Regions from separate parts of the Homo sapiens genome. Here region 2 is linked to region 1. The links are chromatin loops, found by intact Hi-C in ENCODE. Cell type or tissue: ascending aorta. All regions are shown on one strand. Links, peaks and the distances in the headings refer to the core of each region. The heading gives the core; the rest is flanking DNA.

Region 1 (9,616 bases), core at 495-8,494:
TCGGCTTTTCTCTGCAGACAAAATAACTTTTCTTATATACCTCTGCCATTTCAAACACTAGCCCTCTCTATACTTAGAGCATAGTGTCTGTAGGATTCACAATGCCCAGTTCACCCATGGGAGGTTAGAGAAAGCTTTTTAGTATTGAGATGAGGTACAGATGTGTGCCCCTCCCCCTCTTCAACTTTACTTCTGTCCATCCCAGCTGAGATGACGAACCTATTCAGAGTTTATCCTCATGTCCCATCTGGGCTCAGTATGAAACACTGGTGTTTGCCTTTAGTTACCACTAAATCCAAAGAGTTAAATAAAGATCTTGGCATCTTTTCTTTATTGCTTTCCCAAGTGTAATATTTAAGCTCTTTGTGAGTCTCATGAGGTTTTCCTTATTAATAGATTAGTTACCTCATACTAGGTTTAAGGATTTCCCTCCCTCCATTTCTTGCTCCTTCCTTCCTTCCTTCCTTCCTTCCCTCCCTCCCTCCCTCCCTCCCTCCTTCCCTCCTTCCTTCCTTCCCTCCTTCCCTCCTTCCTTCCTTCCCTCCTTCCCTCCTTCCCTCCTTCCCTCCTTCCCTCCTTCCCTCCTTCCCTCCCTCTCTCCCTCTCTCCCTCCCACAGGGTCTCACTCTGTCACACAGGCTGGAATACAGTGGCACGATCACAGCTTACTGCACCCTTGACTTCCTGGGCTCAAGTGAACCCCCACCTCAGCCTCCTGAGTAGCTGGGACCACAAGTGCACACCACCATGCCCAGTTAATTTTTGCATTTTTTGTAGAGATGGGGTTTCACTATGTTGTCCAGGCTGGTCTCGAACTCCTGGGCTCAAGTGATCCTCCCACCTCAGCCTCCCAAAGTGCTGGGATTATAGGTGTGAGCCACCACACCTGGCCTGGTTTGAGGATTTTCTAAATGTAAATTTTGGGAGAAAAGGGGCTTTTTGTAGTTGAAGCATGACAGTCATATTAACTTGCTTCATTTGGAGCTACATGAAATTTTTGTCATTGGAAGTAGGAATTACCTACTTGATAATGTAGGTGAGTACATTTTAGCCCCGTTGTTTGGGCGTGAGCTATGTCAGTGTTAAGTTAGTGACTTGTCTGTGTAAGTGATCTTTTTTCTTTTTCATAGAGAAATAAGTCATACTGTGCCAGACATATCTATCCATGGCAATCTCTCCTCAGTCCACTGCTCTCTGGATCTGTATAAATACAAGCTGATCCGCGGCTTATTAGAGAACAACCTGGGAGAACCCATAGAGGAATTTATGCGGCCTTATGATTTACAAGATCCAAGAATTCATGTGAGTGAGACCTTATGTTCTTCTGTCACTCTCATAGTCTCAGCTGACGGTCACCCTGTGTATCTATTCCTCAAACTCACTTGGAGAAAGAAGGTGGAGCAACAAGCAAATTAGATTTCTTGGCGTATGAGCCTGTTTTTAGGATGGCATCATCAGCTGTGGATTGACGAGCATTTTCCTTTTGTAGACTGTCCTGAGTGGAGAAGTGTACACCTGTATGTGCTTCCTCATTGATATGGTGAATGTAAGTCTGGAGCTTAAAGATCCAAAAAGAAAAGAAGGTGCTGGGTCCCTAGCCAGGTATGCCTTTGATTATATTATTATACTGTTAGTAACAGTATCCAAATAATACACATGTTTTGCATTGACACAGAGCAGAGGTTGCAGAGTGGTGGCCCACAGATGGAATGTTGTCTGCAGAGTGTCTTTTGGTTGATCTACACAGTGCTTTTGAAAAGTTTAGATTCATGCTCTATCAGTCAACATAGGTTAGGTTATGCTGTAGTAACAGACAACCCCAAAGTATCAGTGACTTAAAACAGTGAAGATCTTTTTCTCCCTCATACTCTGTGACCATTGTGGGTCTGGGCTGCTCTGCTTGTTGTAGTCGCTTAGGGTGACAGAGCAGCTAGTGTTTTGATGTGCCAGCGGGAAAAATGAGCTCTGAATGGTGTTGAATGGCAACTAAATGCTCTGGCAGACTTTGTGGAACTAAAATATGGTCCCACACAGGGTGATGGAGTCAGAAAGTCCTGTCTTGCTGTGTGTCTGAGTAGTTACGGGGTGGGAGATGCAGAACCACTTGATGTGCAGCATTGATGCCTTGCTGGCCAACATTTTCAAAGTTAGGGGCTAGGCGCAGTGGCTCAGGCCTGTAGTCCCAGCACTTTAGGAAGCCAAGGAAGGAGGATTGCTTGAGGCCAGGAATTCCAGACTGGCCTGGGCAACATAGTGAGAGACCCTGTCTCTACAAAAAATTAAAAAACTAGCTGCGCATGGTGGTGCATGCCTGTAGTCCCAGCTACTCAAGGCGTTAAGGTGAGAGAATCACTTGAACCAGGAGATTGAGGCTGCAGTGAGCCATGATCACACCACTGCACTCCAGCCTAGGTGACAGCTGAAACCTGGTCCCTCCCGCCCCAAAAAGTTGCAGGATTTTATATAAAAGGTTTGTATTTAGCTTCTTTTGAAAAACTGGAAGCTTTGGCAATACTAGGTCCATGTTCTCACTTGGAAGCATCTGGAAGCGGAGTAGCAATTGCTCCCTTGAAATGGGGCATATGCTTACCTAGTCCTTCGCTTATTTCTGTCACTTCCTTAGTCAGTGTAAATGTATGAATTCGTGATTACTGGTGTGGAACTTTAAAAAGTGCATTTCACACTTAATAACCTTTTCATGTTGATCTCTTATCAGTCCTGTAAGCTGGGCGTACATCACTCTTTTCCAGATAGAGTTTCTGACTAGCTTAAGGTCGTATGACTGGGAAAGTGGTTTGGCATTTGAAAACAGGACTTCAAGGCCAGTGATTCCCTGCTGAAGCACTCTGTCTTCTAGTTAGTCTTTCTGTTGAAAGTCCGCCACGGTCTGTACCTAACTCAGCTGGTGAGAGCGTTGCATACTGAAACTGTGGTCCCACATTGGTGGTCTTGTGAGCTAGCAATTTTATTCTTTCCTTTTTTTTTTTTTTTTTTTTTTTTTTAAGACAGAATCTCTCTCTGTTGCCCAGGCGGGACTGCAGTGGTGCCATCTCGGCTCACTGCAACCTCCACATCCCTGGCTCAAGTGATCCTCCCACCTCAGCCCCACCGAGTAGCTGGGACTACAGGCATGAGCCACGTCACCCAGCGATTTTCTGTGATGATTGGCTGTGCCCTTAGTTTTTCTCAATATGGAATAATTCTGTATGTATTGTCATAATGGTACCGAGTAATTATGAATTCCTCATTGCAGCTTTCTCGGTTATGAAAAAACGATGGTTCCAAATGCATTTCCTGTTGGTAGATTAGTTGAATTATTCTCCATGTGAAGAGTATTATTTGTTCCCAGTACACTACAGCAGTTTCACATAAACAGTTGGACAGACCCTGGAGAGTGAAACATCCAGGCAAGCTAGAAGCTGACAGATGAAGGCCCAGAGGGACCCTTGACATCCTTTGGGGATATACAGCCTTCTTAGACTTCTGATGGGTCATGGGAATGATAACGGATTCAGAATATGTTAAACATGTGGTATTGTTACTTCTCATGCCGTTCCTATGAACAAGATCATCTCTTTGGAACTGGAAAAGTAAGATCCAAGGCACAGTGACACTAACTCCATTTTGAGGAGTCTATTAACAGAATCAACAAGAAAACTCAGAATGAAAGTTATTCTCCTTATGGGACTTAGATATATTTTTGATTTTGCTCGTTATCTCGAACTTATATACTTTTGTAAAATGGAAGAGTTGTGTTTCACATCTTGCTTGCTTTCTTTTCTCTCTTTTAGATTTGACTTCAAGAAATGCAAACTGCTCTATGAAAGTTTTTCCAACCAAACCAAGTCCATTAACTTGGTTTCCCATTCCATGATGGCTTTTGACACCCGTTATGCTGGGCAGAAGACCAGCCCTGGCATGACGAATGTGTTCAGCTGTATCTTTCAGCCCGCTAAGAACAGCAGCACCACCCAAGGGTCCATTCAGATTGAACTACATTTCAGGTAGCAGGTCCAGACCCTTCTCTGCCTTTCTTTGTGGAGACATTCCCTTTTGGGTCACGTCTTTGTTGGCTTTAGAACATCAAAAAACCAAGGAATCACTAGACAGATAAATAGATAATGGCTTAATCAGTGCAGTGTACTGTATATTAATGCATTATTCCTATAATCTTGCAGTTTCATTTATTGGCCAAAAGATGTCTCTGTTGCCTTTAAAAATAAAGTAGTTAAGAATTGAGCCTTAAAATCAATCTCCTTGTAAGCTGTAGACTGTTTTAATTTGTAAAGTGGCTTGGAGAAGGAAGAAATTATGCTGGTTTAAGGAAAAAAGTAAAAAGACTTTTGGTCTTTACAAATAATGGAAGGGAAGGTGGGTTTGACTTGAATTACCCATTCAAGTCTTACTGACTCATTATCCATGTATACATAGTTTTTACCTTTTTGAATTAGGTTATATTTTTCTTTCTGGTATTATGGGAGGCAGTGTTCTATATAGAAAGAACATATATTTTGGAATCAGACAGATCTGGGCTGAAAACCTTGCTCTCCTATTATCTAGCTATGTGTCCTTAGACAAGTTGTTTAGCCCCTTTGAGCCTCAACTTCCTCTTATATAAAATAGAAAATTACCTATACCCACCTCATGGGGTAGAGGTAATAATTAAAGTAATTCTGGCATATTGCTTGGCACAGTTGGCAGCTGTCATTGTTATGCTGATATAACATGTTGTTTTATGATATACCATTTGCTGATGTTATGGCTGAACATAGACCTTAAAACTGAAAAATTAGGCCTGGTCTAAAGAAGTCTTTCAGTGAAAACCCAAAAAGGAGACCCTCCCTTCTGTTAGTGCTTCATGTCATCAGACATGTTGTAAGTATAAACCACTAAGTAAAAAGATTGTGAAAAACTTTGTGTTTAAGCAAAAAACAGAACAAAAAGTCATCAGGATTATTCTTACATGTTTCTGTATGCCTGACATTTCAATGTGCTGTTCAGAATTCCCCAGGGTTTAGGTTTTGTTTTGTTTTTCGAGAGAGGTCATGATTTCTTCATATGCCTTTAGGAAATCTAGCAGAGTAGACATTTACATTTTTTTATGAACTTTAAAAGTTCAGGAGTAGGAATCCTAATTGCCTCTTATTGGGCCCTGCCATGAGCCAGGCACTTTAGCTACGCTCAGTATAATCCTGACAAGTCTGCAGAGGGGATGACTTCTTCCTCATTTTGCAGTTTCCAAGTTAGAAACTTGGATAAGGGTTAGTTCACTCTTCTAAGGTCACACAGCTCGTAGGTCAAGAAATCAGAGCTCAAACCTGGGTATGTGATGTTAAAGCCCATGATGTTTCCAACAGTCTTTGGACCTATCAGGTGTCTCGTCATTGGGCTGATTGCAGTCATGTGATAAGATGGCCCCATTTTGCAGTTCATTTGGTTGAAGATGTTTCCTTTGAACAAGAGGCTGGCATCTGTTTGTTCCATCTGGAGAAACATTTCTTTTTTTTTTTTGAGACGTAGTCTCACTCTGTCGCCTAGGCTGGAGTGCAGTGGCACGATCTCAGCTCACTGCAACCTCCGCCTCCCGGGTTCAAGTGATTCTCCTGTCTCAGCCTCCTGAGTAGCTGGGACTACAGGCTCCTGCCACCATGGCTGGCTAATTTTTGTATTTTTAGTAGAAACGGGGTTTCACCATATTGGCCAGGCTGGTCTCAAACTCCTGACCTTGTGATCTGCCCGCCTCAGCCTCCCAAAGTGCTGGGATTACAGGTGTGAGCCACCGTGCCCGGCCGAGAAACATTTCTTTTTGAGTTTACTTTATTATTATTGATCTGGCTTCTTAGACTGTCAGGTAGTTGTCTCCTTCTTATCATATTTTTAATATACAGGGAGCCTGGAAATATTTGTGTATTATAGGTGTATAATTGGAGTCAAATAATAAAGCCTTACCTTGGCTCTTGCTAACAGAAATACTATTGTTAGCAAGAGGAGTGAAATGTTCTTTAGATGGGAATTTTTGAACGCCTTTCGTGTCTGAAGAAGAATTACTCTTCTGTTGGGATCTTGTGTGTCAAATATAAATCACTTCACAGTGTTTAAAGGCTTGAAATATTTTCCAGAAAAGGGATCCAACACACTGTGACTTTCCAGTTAAATACAGAACTCTGACAATCTATGTTCAAAATGGGGTGGAAAAATTTTACTGAGGGCAACATTTTTTCTCCATTACACAAGAGTAGAGTGTTTCTGTGAAAAATGCTGTGTCTGTAAGAAGGAGCCATGCATCATGCTGCCCTTTTACTAGAGGCAGTGAGCCAGGTTTAGGGGAAATGAGGAGCAGAGAAACCAGCCTCAGAAATATTTCCAAGTTAGCTTTTCCCACATAGGAATACCTTTTATGTCAGGGAACCAGGTACATGTAGTAGCTACAACCCCAGAGTCGCTTTTGGGCTTACGGAACCAAGTTCAACCCAGAAAACCGCATTCAAGTGCTCCAGCCCCTGTTTCTCTTGTCCTACTCATCTGAGGCCTTATCCATTAGTAGGCTGGGCCTGCTGATGTACTAATAGGGCCTGGATGAAGCCCCTGACTGCATCATGGTTTGAAGTCAGGCCTGAGAGTCCTCGCTGGGTTTTCACGTCAAATGTAGACTTCGGAGCAATGGCAACTTGTCCCCCCACCCCCACCCCAACTCTACCTCTAGGTTACTTAGGGGACATTTATCCCTGGTAAATGTCATCTTACTTGTTCTCCTCGGGCCAAAAGATCTGGGCTGTCAGGTCAGTTTCAATTAGAGAAACAATCTAGTACTAGTGTGTGTAAACTTGGTATTATTTATAAAGAAATGATCCTAGACGTCAAAGAAGGAGTGCCTCATTGATCTTCTTGAAATAGCCCATAGGGAAAGAAAGTGACATTTATCAAATGACTGCTTTGTGCCTGGTGCTTTATTTCTTATCATATTAATATTCTTCATTTTATAAGTAGGGAAACAGGCTGAGAGAAGGTAGGTGGCTTTCGTAAGATAACACAGCTCGTAAATGGCAGTATTTAAGTCTGCGTCTCTGACTTCAAAGCCTGTGCTCTTTATCATACCAGAATTTCTTGACCTTAGCACTATCAACGTTTTGGGTCAGATAATTCCTTATTATGGGGCTGTCCTGTACATCGTGGGTTAGTTAACAGCATCCCTGGCCTCTACCTATACTAGATAGCAATAGCAACCCCCTCTAGTTGCAATTGCAATTGAAATGTGAATAAAAAATGTCTCCAAGGGCCAGGTGCAGTGGCCCACATCTGTAATCCTAGCACTTTGGGAGGCTGAGGCGGGAGGATCACTTGATCCCAGGAGTTTGAAGTTACAGTGAGCTGTGATCGTGCCACTGCATTCCAGTCTGGGCAACAGAGTGTGACCCTGTCTCTTAAAAAAAAAAGAAAAGAAATAATGTCTTCAGGGGAGCAAAACCATCTGATTGAGAACCACTGAGCTATACTACCTATGCTGCTTTCTTATAAAATGTTCCTTGTTGTTTAAAAATATGATTAACTTATTATACTGAATGTGTTATTAAACCAGTAATACACTGAATGTGTTATTCAACCAGTGTTCAAAGTTTACTGATACTCAAAGCAGGCAGTTTGGAAAATACCGGAATACCACCTGCCAAAACTGAGCAGTACATTTGCAGGTTATTGAAATAACCATGTTTCTTTTTTCCTATTTATTTTCTCCTGTCTTCTTTTTATAGATCTACCAAGGATTCCTCCTGCTTTACAGTAGTTCTCAACAATCTCCGTGTGTTTCTCATATTTGACTGGCTACTGTTAGTCCATGATTTTCTCCACACTCCCAGTGATATTAAGAAACAAAATCATGTTACTCCTTCTCGCCACCGTAACTCTAGCAGCGAATCTGCTATAGTTCCCAAAACTGTGAAGAGTGGAGTAGTTACCAAGCGGTCTTCCCTTCCTGTGTCCAATGAAAGGCACCTGGAGGTCAAGGTCAATGTAACAGGTGATTATATGTGGGTGTGATTCATTGGTGCTTAGTTTGGATGTTAGGCTCAATATCTGCCTTACAGGATGATTGCTCTTTTGCCTCCCATTTTTCACGTGAGCACTTACACATTTGCCTCTTTTACAGACCTGCAAGCATCAGAGGTCTTGGCCTCCATTTTCAGGTGGGAGCTGTCTGGCCCACTGAAGACTGCGGGGTCGCTTGTCCCTGTCCCCTGCCTGCCTAGTGCTTGTGTCTGGCCCGAGCACCCGCCTGGGCAGTGGTCTTTTTTTTTCCAGTGTACAGTCTGTCTGTAATTTGCCGTTTGATCTTTAGGGCCCTAACAGATGTGGTTTATGGAGTTTAGGCAAGTTTCGTATGTGAAAACCTCAGTTTTGAAGATAAGTAAGTGAGGAGATTTTTATTTTCATTACAAAAAGAATATTTTTCTTTGTATAGATGAATTTACTATGGCATTTGTTGACTAGCGAACTCATCTAGTGCATCTGTATGTATTTGTGTATTTATTGTTATGTTTCTGATACCTGTACCTGCTTCTCAGTGATTTTGATGAAGCTGGCTAGCACAATGCGTTTTACATGAGTTCAGTTACAAGCTTGATCTGTATATGGTTTTTGATAAAAACACAGTTTAAAGCAGAGTGAATTTACTATTAAATATATACACATAAGTTGAAAACTTACTGATTTCAAAAATCTCGATATTAAATTGGTCTGTTCTTTGTAAACAACCTTGTAAATAGCTACTTAGATGCATAGTGCCTGACCAGCATTAGTAGCTGAGTCTTCTCCCTGGAATTTTCAGTCAGGTCATCACTTAGAGAAAGGATGATTTTGTGAACTTCTGAATATCTCCTAGGCCTCCCAGGAGAACTGGGGTGCAGTTTCTCTGTCTAGTTTAGAAATATTCTAAAGAGAGAAATCACATCCCAGTCTTTCCTGCTGCTGCAGAGCTCTGTTGGTTCAGCTGCATGTGGCCAGATGCAGAGTATTGGTTCAGGATGACACTGTTAGTAAATGTCAGCAGACATTTTGGAGAAAAATCTTACTGGTTCATGTTGTTGCCTGGTGGAAATGCGCTCGCTGCCTTGTTTGCAACAGCCTGGTGTTTTCCAGCTTCCCAGCTCTGGCTTGATTGACGACGTTGTCCTTTCCAGGTACGGAGTTTGTGGTCATTGAAGATGTGTCCTGCTTCGACACCAATGCCATTATTCTGAAAGGCACCACAGTGCTCACCTATAAGCCCCGGTTTGTTGATCGCCCCTTTTCAGGAAGTTTGTTTGGCATTGAGGTAAGAAGTCTATGTGTTGATCACAGCACTGCGTGTTGGCTCACGAGCAAAGCATCTGGAAGAGAATTTTCCCTCTTAAACTTTCATGAGGGGAAGGAATTAATGAAATTGGAAGACCCTTGCCCTCTTTTCCTCTTTGTTTTCTCCCCAAATCTACCTGGCTATTCTAATGCATGGATTCAGTCTCCCAGTGTTAGTCTATAAATATGCAGAGGACATTTGCCTCTTTCTCTTACACCCTTTCTTCCTCAAGAAGTTCAAGGAGACTTTTCCAGTCCCCACTGCCCTGTCAGGCACCTTGTTGTGCCC
Region 2 (9,616 bases), core at 674-8,673, 180 kb after region 1:
TCTTAACTAACAGACCTATGACATAGTTACTCATCGTATAAGCTACGAATAATTAATGCCTGGCTAAATGTTGACTTTCAGGCTGAAAGGCAAGATCAACCAAGTGGAATTGGCTGGATCTCCCTGTGTCACCTTGTTTGGATTTACTGTTGATTTTTTTTTTAAAAGACATGAGTTGTTACTACTCTGATCATTGGTTTTGGGCCTCCGGTGTATATCAGATAGCAATGGCCAGATGCAGGCACACTCTGTATTGATTGCCCTCACTGGAAGGATATCTGCAGTGTATCAGCCACTGTATCCACAGCCCCTTCCCTGGGGGAAGAGTCCTCCATGCTGTACAGCAGACTCCCTGACATTTTCATAGAGTTCAAAGCTCAAGTTGGTTTGGTGCTGACATTCTGGATTAGCTGGTTGACTGGAAGGACTGCTTCTTTCTATACACTGTGAAATTTGTAAACCGCAGCAGCTGAGGGCTTAACATGGCCGACAAGCTCCAGCTGGCAGCAATTAAATATACCGCAGACCTTTGGCCAAACAAAGGTTTGTGGAGGCAGAGTTGCTGCATGTGCGCTGAACAGACTCCTAGGTTGAGTGTTGGTTCATAAGAGATGCTGTCGACTAAGGAGAGGTGAGTGGGTGGATTTTGGCCACCTCTTGTTCGGTGATCCATTGTCCCCAGAATTATTGTATCAAGACCCTGCCCAAGTAGCAGCAAAGGTGGTCAGAGGAAAGGAACAAAGCCACCAGGGAGGCCGCAGGCCTAACAGTGGTGGGCCTGAGTCGTTTAGACGTTGATCTGCTGCTGTAGCACCAATGGCAGGATCTGCAGCTACTCCACTTTTTTAAATTTATTAATTTATGTATTTATTGGGTACCACTATGCTGTAGGCTATAGGCTGAAAGGAGAAGATGGGAATGAAAAAACAATAAGAAGACATTTAATATCCATTCAAGCAGCAAAGATTCAAGAGTCTAGACCAGTGCTATCCAAAATACAATTTAAATTTAAAATTCAGTCCTTTAGTTACACTGGCCACATTTCACATGCTCAGTAGCCACACGTGGTCAGTAGCTATGTATTGGACAGTGCTGTCCTAGACAATACCAAGTGTTGGATATAGATCGCTAGGGCCCCTTAAATGCCTCATTGGCAGGAATGTAAAAATGGTTCAGCCACTTCGAACGCAGTTTGGATTATCTTGTTAAGTGAACGTTTATATCTTGTGAGCCAGCAAATTCCCCCTAGATAGATTCTCAAAGTTCACCAGGAAACACGTACAGGAATGTTCATAATAGCATCATTTGTAATAGCAGAACCTGGAAGAAACCCATGTGCCATCAACAGGAAGATGGATATATCATGGGATAGTCATACAATGGAATATGAACAAAGCAGAGACATGGTGAATTAATCATGGCTACACACAAAAGAATACCTGAATCTTAGCAATGTGACAGCGACATCCTTTTTCAAAAGCCCAAAACTAAACCCAAAGAACATAACAAGAATGTACTGGAGCATCCTTTGAAATGTGGTAAGGCTACATAAAAAAGAAAAGCACAGGAATGAGAAACACAAGATTCAGAACAGCGGCTGCCTTAGTTAAAGGAGGAACAGGGATTTGGGGTGGCAGAAGACCAACTTGTGGTCCACGATTGAGTGATGGAGTTTTTTTTTTTTTGCTTTCACAGATGTTTATTTCAAATAAATAAAGAGAGCCCAATGATGAGAGTGGGCCTTGAACTGAGGATAATAAGCCCAGTCCTAAAGACCAGTTATTAAAAAAAAAAAAAAAAAAGGACTGGCCGGGTGCGGTGGCTCACGCCTGTAATGCCAGCACTTTGGGAGGCCGAGGCGGGTGGATCACGAGGTCAGGAGACCATCGTGGCTAACACGGTGAAACCCCGTCTCTAATAAAAATATAAAAAAATTAGCTGGGCATGGTGGCGGGCGCCTCTAATCCCAGCTACTCGGGAGGCTGAGGCAGGAGAATGGCATGAACCTGGGAGGCAGAGCTTGCAGTGAGCCAAGATTGCACCATTGCACTCCAGCCTGGGTGACAGAGCGAGACTCCATCTCAAAAAAAAAAAAAAAAAAAGACTAGAGTCCTTTCCCTCCAGGTGCTCATAGGCTTACTGGAACATACAGGAAAGTCACTTAAAAATGGACACACTGTCACTGAGCATGAACAAATGTAGGACTGCTGTTACATGGTCATACTCGTTTAAAAGGCCTACTTGAACGTACAGTGTCACATCAACAGATGAAGAAAACAGCGTCGTCACACAGTGGCCTGGGCTGAAGAACTTCACTTTAAACTTTTTGCTGGCTTACGAGGTTTGAAAACACTAGCTTACTGTTAGCTTTTTACATTATTTTAGTAATTCTTTAAGATTGGAACTAAATTTGTTCATATGCAGTGACTTCAAATACTCTCCCCCTACCCACAGCCTACCAACTTGGACCTGAGAAGGTAAATTTTTAGTTGAGTTTTAGAGAAGAAAGAAGAGTTTTTCAGGCACTGACATTGATGAGGTGATACAGGAGTGGGGGGAAAATTCCTTTAATCCAGCTTTCTGCTTCTAGGAAGAGTATGCCTTCTGGAAGTCCTTGTATTCATAAGACTGTAACAGAAGATGTTTCCTTTTAGGGTAAAATTGAACTCATCTGTCTTTTCTTCCATGTTGATGTGAAAAATTAGCCTTGAATGCCACAGTGAGCTCCCCTAGTCAGCAGTGTTGAGCACTGAATCCAACCTTGCCCTTGATATTATTTGATCAAAAGTCAAGAACCCTGGAAATGGGAAGATAGTTTGTGGCCTGTTGTGAAGACAGTCAAGAAAAGAAACATAATGATAGTCAGTGTGTATCCTCAGGGGAGCCACTCTGCTTTTGTATTCTCTGATGTTTTGGTGGGTTTGCAGTTTACAGGTTAAAAAATAATGTATTGGGAGTGGGGGTGAGGTTGGATCACTGAAACCTGGGTAAGGCTCTGAGGGAGTCCACTGAGTCAGGAAATAACTGTTTACACTAGAAAGCTGTTTGATCGTGTGAGAAGATCAACAAGGTGAGCCCTTTACTCCCATTCTCAACTATTCTGGAGCTGTCATGAGATTAAATTTTTAAGAGCTCGGGTCCAGAAACAAGCCATCTTTCGTTGGCTTCTCTGGCTTCCTCGGATCCACCAGAGGCATTTAGGACTTCAGCAAGTTTTCTCCTGCCTGGTAGCATGTTTTCCCTCAGCTTTGAGTACTAATGAAAATCCTGCTTCATGTAAGGGAAAGGCCTGTCATCAGTGTCCGCTTCAGGACACTGCCGTCATGTCCCTTTCTGTGTTTTGATCAGTGGGGCAGACAGAGACAGCCTTGTCCTTTCTGTCAGGAAGATGGGGTTCTAGCTGCTTCATATTTTGCCTCAATGTTGATTTTGCTTTCAGGGCTCAAAATCCTTAGTCTTCAAACTCTCCACCAAAGCTTGCATACTGGCCTTCCTGTTTAGCTCAATTAATGGCCCTTATACCGTCTGCCAGCCACCAGGCACTCACTCGTTTATTCGGCTTATCCTGACTGCTGCTCTACCATAAACCAGACACTGTTCTCCATCCCAGGAATGCAGTGAATGAAACAAATTCCCCCTCTCCTGGAGCTTCCAGTCCACATGGGAGCCAAGCAGTAAATAACATGTTTATCCACCTGGGATGGAAAGCAAATGTGCTTTGAGCAGATGACTGACTTGATGTAACTTACCTTTTTTTTTTTTTTTTTTGAGACAGAGTCTTGCTCTGTCGCCCAGGCTGGAGTGCAGTGGCAGGATCTCGGCTCACTGCAAGCTCCGCCTCCCAGGTTCATGCCATTCTCCTGCCTCAGCCTCCTGAATAGCTGGGACTACAGGCGCCCGCCACTCCCCCGCCCACCCCAGCTAATTTTTTGTATTTTTAGTAGTATTTTTAGTTTCACCGTGTTAGCCAGGATGATCTTGATCTCCTGACCCTGTGATCCATCCGCCTCGGCCTCCCAAAGTGCTGGGATTACAGGCGTGAGCCACTGCGCCCGGCCGATGTAACATCTTTTGAAAGGGCCATTCTCATTGCCATGAGGAGAGTGGACAAGGATGGAAGGAAAGAGAACAAATTATGAGACTACTGTAATAATATATTACAAATCCAGGGATCCTTTGTTAGTTATGATCGAGATGGAGAAATAGTCAGATTTGGGATATATATTGAATTTGAGCCTGCAGGCCTCCCAGTTGATTGGGGAAGATATGTTGAGACGAGTCTGAATCAAACCTTACGTTGAAAGTGATGAGGAAGCAGACCCTGCCATATTCCTCTTGGAGAGCCTTTGGGCTTCTACCATGTAGCCTGACAGAGAGGTCAGCAGGACTGCCCTGGGGAAAGGATACTTTATTAGCCTGTGTAGGCAGTTATTGGAATGACAGCAAGTGCTTTGCTAGGCAAGGAGATAAGAACAGAGCTCTGCTACGTGGAGAGGCACGCCAAGCTCCTTCCCCCAACCCCGCTGCCTGCAGAGGTTACCAGCATCCTCTCGGCAGCAGTCGTCCAGCTTCTCTCCTGATGGGTTAGCAGCGGCCCCTCTACCGCCCTCCCCACTTTCGATCGATATTTGGGCTCTGAGTAGCCAACTGTAAGCCTGCGTCTTGAAGGAAAAATTGAGACTGGCGGGGTATGTGAGTGTGTGATATAAACACAATGGGTTTTTTACTCTTTCCCTTAGTGCAGATCATTGAAACTTCTATAAAGTCTCTGTAATACCCTTAGAGAGTACAATTAATAGTACTGAAGACGTCCTTATAACTGAACTTTTGTAAAATTATTGCTGGATTTTTGTCTTTCCAGCACACATTAAACCTCACCAAGGTATGGGGCTGTCCTTCAGATGTCACAGCCTGATGAACTGAGTGCTGACCTGGCTTTGGGAGCACTTTTCAGTTATCCCAGCTGTGCATGGCCCATTGCATGGCCTGTGACAATTTTCTGGGGTTGTTTCTGTCCATATTTCCAACCTGACTTGCCCACCAGGGCACTTTCTGCCCTTGTAAGTAAATCTCTATGCTGCTTACTGTTAGTTCCTGTTTCTGAAGTGCTGATTCGATGTGTAAGGCTTCTCCTCTCTTTTAGATCTGTCTAGAGAGGAGTGTTTTGCTTCAGTGAGCTCCAGGAACAAATAATAAGTACAGCAAGTACAAGGCCGAGGACAGACCCAGTGCACTCTTATCAGTCATCTGAAATATGCACAGCCTTTCCAAGACAAATGTGCACTCCTGTTTCTAGGAAAACACCAGAAAGTACTTACCAATTACCCTGTATATGCTGTGTGGAAAAAGACAACATCAGCCTACCCTGAAAGCCATAACAAAGCAGATTCCTCCGGGCCGCCGACAGCTGAGTGGCCCGAGTTAGAGCCTCTGCAGAATCCCAGCCTGTGGCCTGGGCCAGGTCCAGGTCCAGGTCCAGGTCCAGGTCCAGGTCCAGGTCCAGGGGGCATTCTTCCCCTCGCATGATTACCACGTCCCTCACCCTTTGCCCAAGGAACTGACCTCATCTTAGAAGAAGTCTCAAGGGTTGGTGTGTTCTTACTAAGTGCCCAGGATTTTCTTCCAGACCCATCACAAATCCAAAGATGGCTCTCCTGAAGAGAGGCCTAAAAAAGAGGGTGCGGCCCAGGGGGATCTATTATAGTAATAACCGCAGGAACGAGAGCCGCCGCTGGTGGGCAGCTCACCATCCGCCAGGAGCAGGCTTGGCGGGCACTGTTTTATTTGGTCTTCACAGCAGTCCTCTAAGGTAGGTGTCATCGTCCTGTTTCAGAGAGAAAACGGAAACTGAGGGTTAAGGAAGGTAACCAACTTATCCATGATCACATGGCCAGAAAATGGTAGAGGCAGGATTCAAAGTCAAATGAGGGTCTTTAACCGCTATTTCATGGTGTATTCACAGGCAGTACTGTAGGTTAATTCTGTTCACTAAATGTAAAGTATGTCTCGTATTACAGAGTGCTTTTGTCTTAGTGAGAAAGGAAAATCATTTTAACCTGCACACTTAACCTCTTGGCTTTATGTCCATTTACCCATCTAGGACTCAAGCACAGAGGGTTCGGAAACCGCGTTGCTGCACGGGGCCCCAGGGGCTGCTTCCCCGATATTCTGAGAGCCAGGCGGAAGGACAGGAGCAGCTCTTCAAACTCACAGACAACATACAGGACGAATTGTAAGTTAGAGCATGGGAAACCAGCCCTGTGGGTCTACTGAGTTGCCTCTTCTTTTGATCCTGAGAAGTCTCCATCTGATCTGAGTTATTTTCATGACTCTTGGACCTTAGATCTGGTCAAAGAATTCCTTGCCCCAAATGTTTTTTAGATTTAGATATAACTGATGCTAAACAGCCTTTTACTCAAAGCAGTGGTTCTCAACTGTGTGCCATAGCCTGGCCTTAGTGTTTTGTTTCTAGAAAATGACAGTCTCTTTCTAGTTAGTTCAAAGAGAGAAGATCATGAATAAAATGTTCTCAATTTTAAGGTTTTTCTCCTGTAAAAATTTCTTAAAGTTTGATATCCCATTTTTGCCGCAGAATGCTAGCAAAACAAAACAGAAAAACAAATAGCAAACAACTAATAGTTGGACATTTTGGAAATGTATTTTTCGTAAGATTGCTTCGTTACTCTTTAAATATGGAGCCTTATATACCTTGTCATATCTTCAGTTAGTGATATTATTCCTAGTTGACACGGTAGAGTTAAGTATTTCACTATTTTAGGATATTTTGCAGAGATCCTTGTAGCATGAAAGTGCTCTATAACCTGAATAGGTGTTAGAACCACCAGCCCACAGAAAGCAGTTAGTTGTGTCTGGGAGTAGCAAAATACTAGATTAATTTCTTCTGATGCTTATTTGCCATCTCCTTTAAGGTAAAGCGAGCGTGGGGGATTCTGAGTGCTGTGGGTGTTTTTCGGTGGGTGGAGGAATGTCTGAAATAGACGTCAACTGTCAGGATAGTCTTCAGAGTCATTGTTAGGGACAGTGTTAAGTAGATCTCATCTCATAGTTTCATGGTAGTATTTGAATGGGGATATCAAAAGCCAACTCCAGAAGGTATTTGTTGCTTGCCGGATAGAATGGCATCTTCCTACATGTGCCTTGTGTGACCCCTGTGGTGTTATTAGAAGGTCTCTTGAAGATGGAGTTGTACTTTCTTGTTTCGTCTACTTGGGTTGCCATTATAAAATATGATAGGCTGGGCAGCTTAAGCAACAGAAATTTGTCTTCTCACAGTTCTAAAGGCTGAGAGGTCCAGGATCAAGGCATCTTCTGATTCTGCTGCTGCTGGGGGTTCTCTTCCTGGCTTGCAGATAGCCCTCTTCTCACTGTGTCCCCACATTGCAGAGAGAGAGGGGGAGCTCTCTGGTGTCTCTTATAAGGGTACTAATCCTATCAGCTCAGGGCCCCAACCTTATGACTTAATTTAACTGTAATTACTTTCTTACTCCAAATGGTCACATTGGGGTTAGGGCTTCCACATATGAATTGGCGGGGAGGGGGTAACTCTGTCCACAGCAGGTGTTGCTAATAGGTTCTGCCGTTTCAGTCCAGTGCCCAGAGTGCCCATCAGTTCACTCCAGAACTGCTCCAGTTCATTCCTTGGGGCAGGGATTTGGTACCATGACTGCTCTTGATATTGCTTTGTAGATGGAACTTTTAGCCTTTGGATGGGGGGTCTAGAGACCCCCCATCCAAATTTCTCAGGTCTGGCAGGATGTGGTGCAGAGTCTACTACAATGGCAGCCCTGTGAGGCTGGGATTTTTGCCTGTTCCATTCAGGAAAGAATCCTCAGCACATAGAACAGTGCCTGGCATCTAATAGGTACCCAGTACATATAGCCAGATAGCTGCAGTTCAGCATTTGTGTTCACATGCGTCCATTTTCCATTCATTTGGGGGTTTTTTAGTCACAGGCTAAATGAGATTATAAATTATTGCATGTTTTCTTTTCACTTTCCTCCCCAACTCACCTCTATTCAAGTCGAACTATCTCTGGTCACTGTGAAATTTGTTTGCAATAGAAGAAATTGCGTGGTACAGCCAACATAGGACTGCTCCCAGTGAGATACACACATTGAAAAACAGAGCCAGAGAGAGCTAAAAACTGGAATCGAAATGAAATCAGTAAAATAGCTTTCATGAAACTCATGAAATTCATATGAACTAGGAAGAGATATTGGCATGAATGAATTTTGACTTTAAAGATGAAAACCATGTGTCTCCACCCAAGTTGTGGGTTAAATCTTGCCAATGAATGCTGAAGGAGGCACGTGACCACGGCCTTCCCAAGTGTACAAGGAAGAAGCCATCAGGGAGTGTGTCGCATGTTCCTCTGAAGTGTCCTCAGTTGTCAGCCTGGGTCTTCGCGGTGGAGTGAACATTACACTCATCACTCTGCAAGAAAGGAGTTTTCAGGAAAAGCCCACGAGCGCCAAATTATACCTCTGACTTTTATCCTAGATTTGTAATTAAAAACATGTTTAAAGACCTAATTATTTGCGTATTTCCCTTCAGAGTTAACCCCTTTAAAGGATCTTTAATACCTTGCTCTACTGTTCTGACTAAATGTTTCCACATTTTTTTCCAGTTAGGCTCACTGTTTCACTTCTGGAAAATATTGTGTAATTATTTCCCGATGGAGTGAAAACCCCACGAAGTCCCCAGTGCCTTGGTGACTTCAACTTTATTCTCCCAGATCGAGTTGCATTTAATTTTGTCATTCTATTTAATTAATTAATATTAAAAAGATAGTTACCAACGTATGATTTCTGGTCTGGCCAGCTGAAAAGTCTTCACTTTCAAATTAATCATATATTCCTCTGATAAGTTGCACAATTGTCATTGCTTCCCATCTTTCTCAGTTTTGGTTTTGAAACAGGATCTGGATTAAGATGATGTTAAAGTAAAATTTGTCCTATATGGTGAAATTAATTTTTCTTTCTAACTCATGTCTCATTTGTAGCCAGAAACTCATTTTCTTTTTTTTAAGGTACCTATTTTATTTCTAATACTGCATCACCTATAACGGTGCACACCAGGCTGGTGAGCAGTAGGGTGGCTCCTGCCTTTTAAAAAATGCTCATGAGCAACCCACATGACCTACGAAGCTGCTCTAATGTACTGCTTTCTGGAATTAAGACAATTTAAATTGTACTTTTAAAATATAGTTTTAGAAAGTAACATTTATGGGATTTTTTAAATACAGAAAAGTATAAAAAATAAAAGTACCCTATGCATCCACCAGCCAGATAAGTTGTTCCTCTTTTCAATTTTTTGTAGAGATGAGGTCTCGCCATGTTGCCCAGGCTGGTCCGAACTCCTGGCCTCAAGTCATCCTCCCACCTCAGCCTCCCAAAGAGCTATGAGGCCAAAGTGGGAGGATCGCTTGAGGCCGGGAGTTCAAGACCAGCCTGAGCAACATGGCAAAACCCCATCCATACAAAAGTTAGCCGGGCATGGTGGCACACACCTCTATCCCCAGCTACTTGGGAAGCTGAGGTGGGAGGATGGTTTGAGCCTGGGAGGTCAAGGCTGCAGTGAGCTGAGATCACGCCAC

Evidence for each region. A loop is a pair of places that touch in the nucleus more often than their neighbours do. Peaks named below come from ENCODE experiments on the same cell type or tissue, not always from the same donor. Only the 100,000 strongest peaks of a DNase experiment are listed, where the experiment ranks them.
Region 2: a loop joins it to region 1, with 2.4 times the contacts of the local background. A loop is called at or near these places in 2 of 110 quality-filtered maps.

The regions. Positions count from the first base shown.
Region 1 is chr1:12,310,324-12,319,939 of GRCh38, forward strand. VPS13D (vacuolar protein sorting 13 homolog D) reads left to right here. Exons shown (of 70, transcript NM_015378.4): 28 at 1,131-1,302; 29 at 1,490-1,602; 30 at 3,792-4,004; 31 at 7,749-8,014; 32 at 9,174-9,307. Among named protein-coding and RNA genes, the nearest start is that of VPS13D, 85 kb to the left of the region's middle. In ascending aorta, for the core only: a CTCF peak has its summit at 4,176; a DNase peak (open chromatin) is centred at 6,328; H3K27ac peaks cover 4,437 bases.
Region 2 is chr1:12,491,400-12,501,015 of GRCh38, forward strand. It overlaps VPS13D (vacuolar protein sorting 13 homolog D), which reads left to right. Exons shown (of 70, transcript NM_015378.4): 68 at 6,101-6,232. Among named protein-coding and RNA genes, the nearest start is that of SNORA59A, 11 kb to the right of the region's middle. RefSeq lists an enhancer at 5,562-6,062. In ascending aorta, for the core only: no CTCF peak of the experiment used is centred there; a DNase peak (open chromatin) is centred at 5,322; H3K27ac peaks cover 6,101 bases.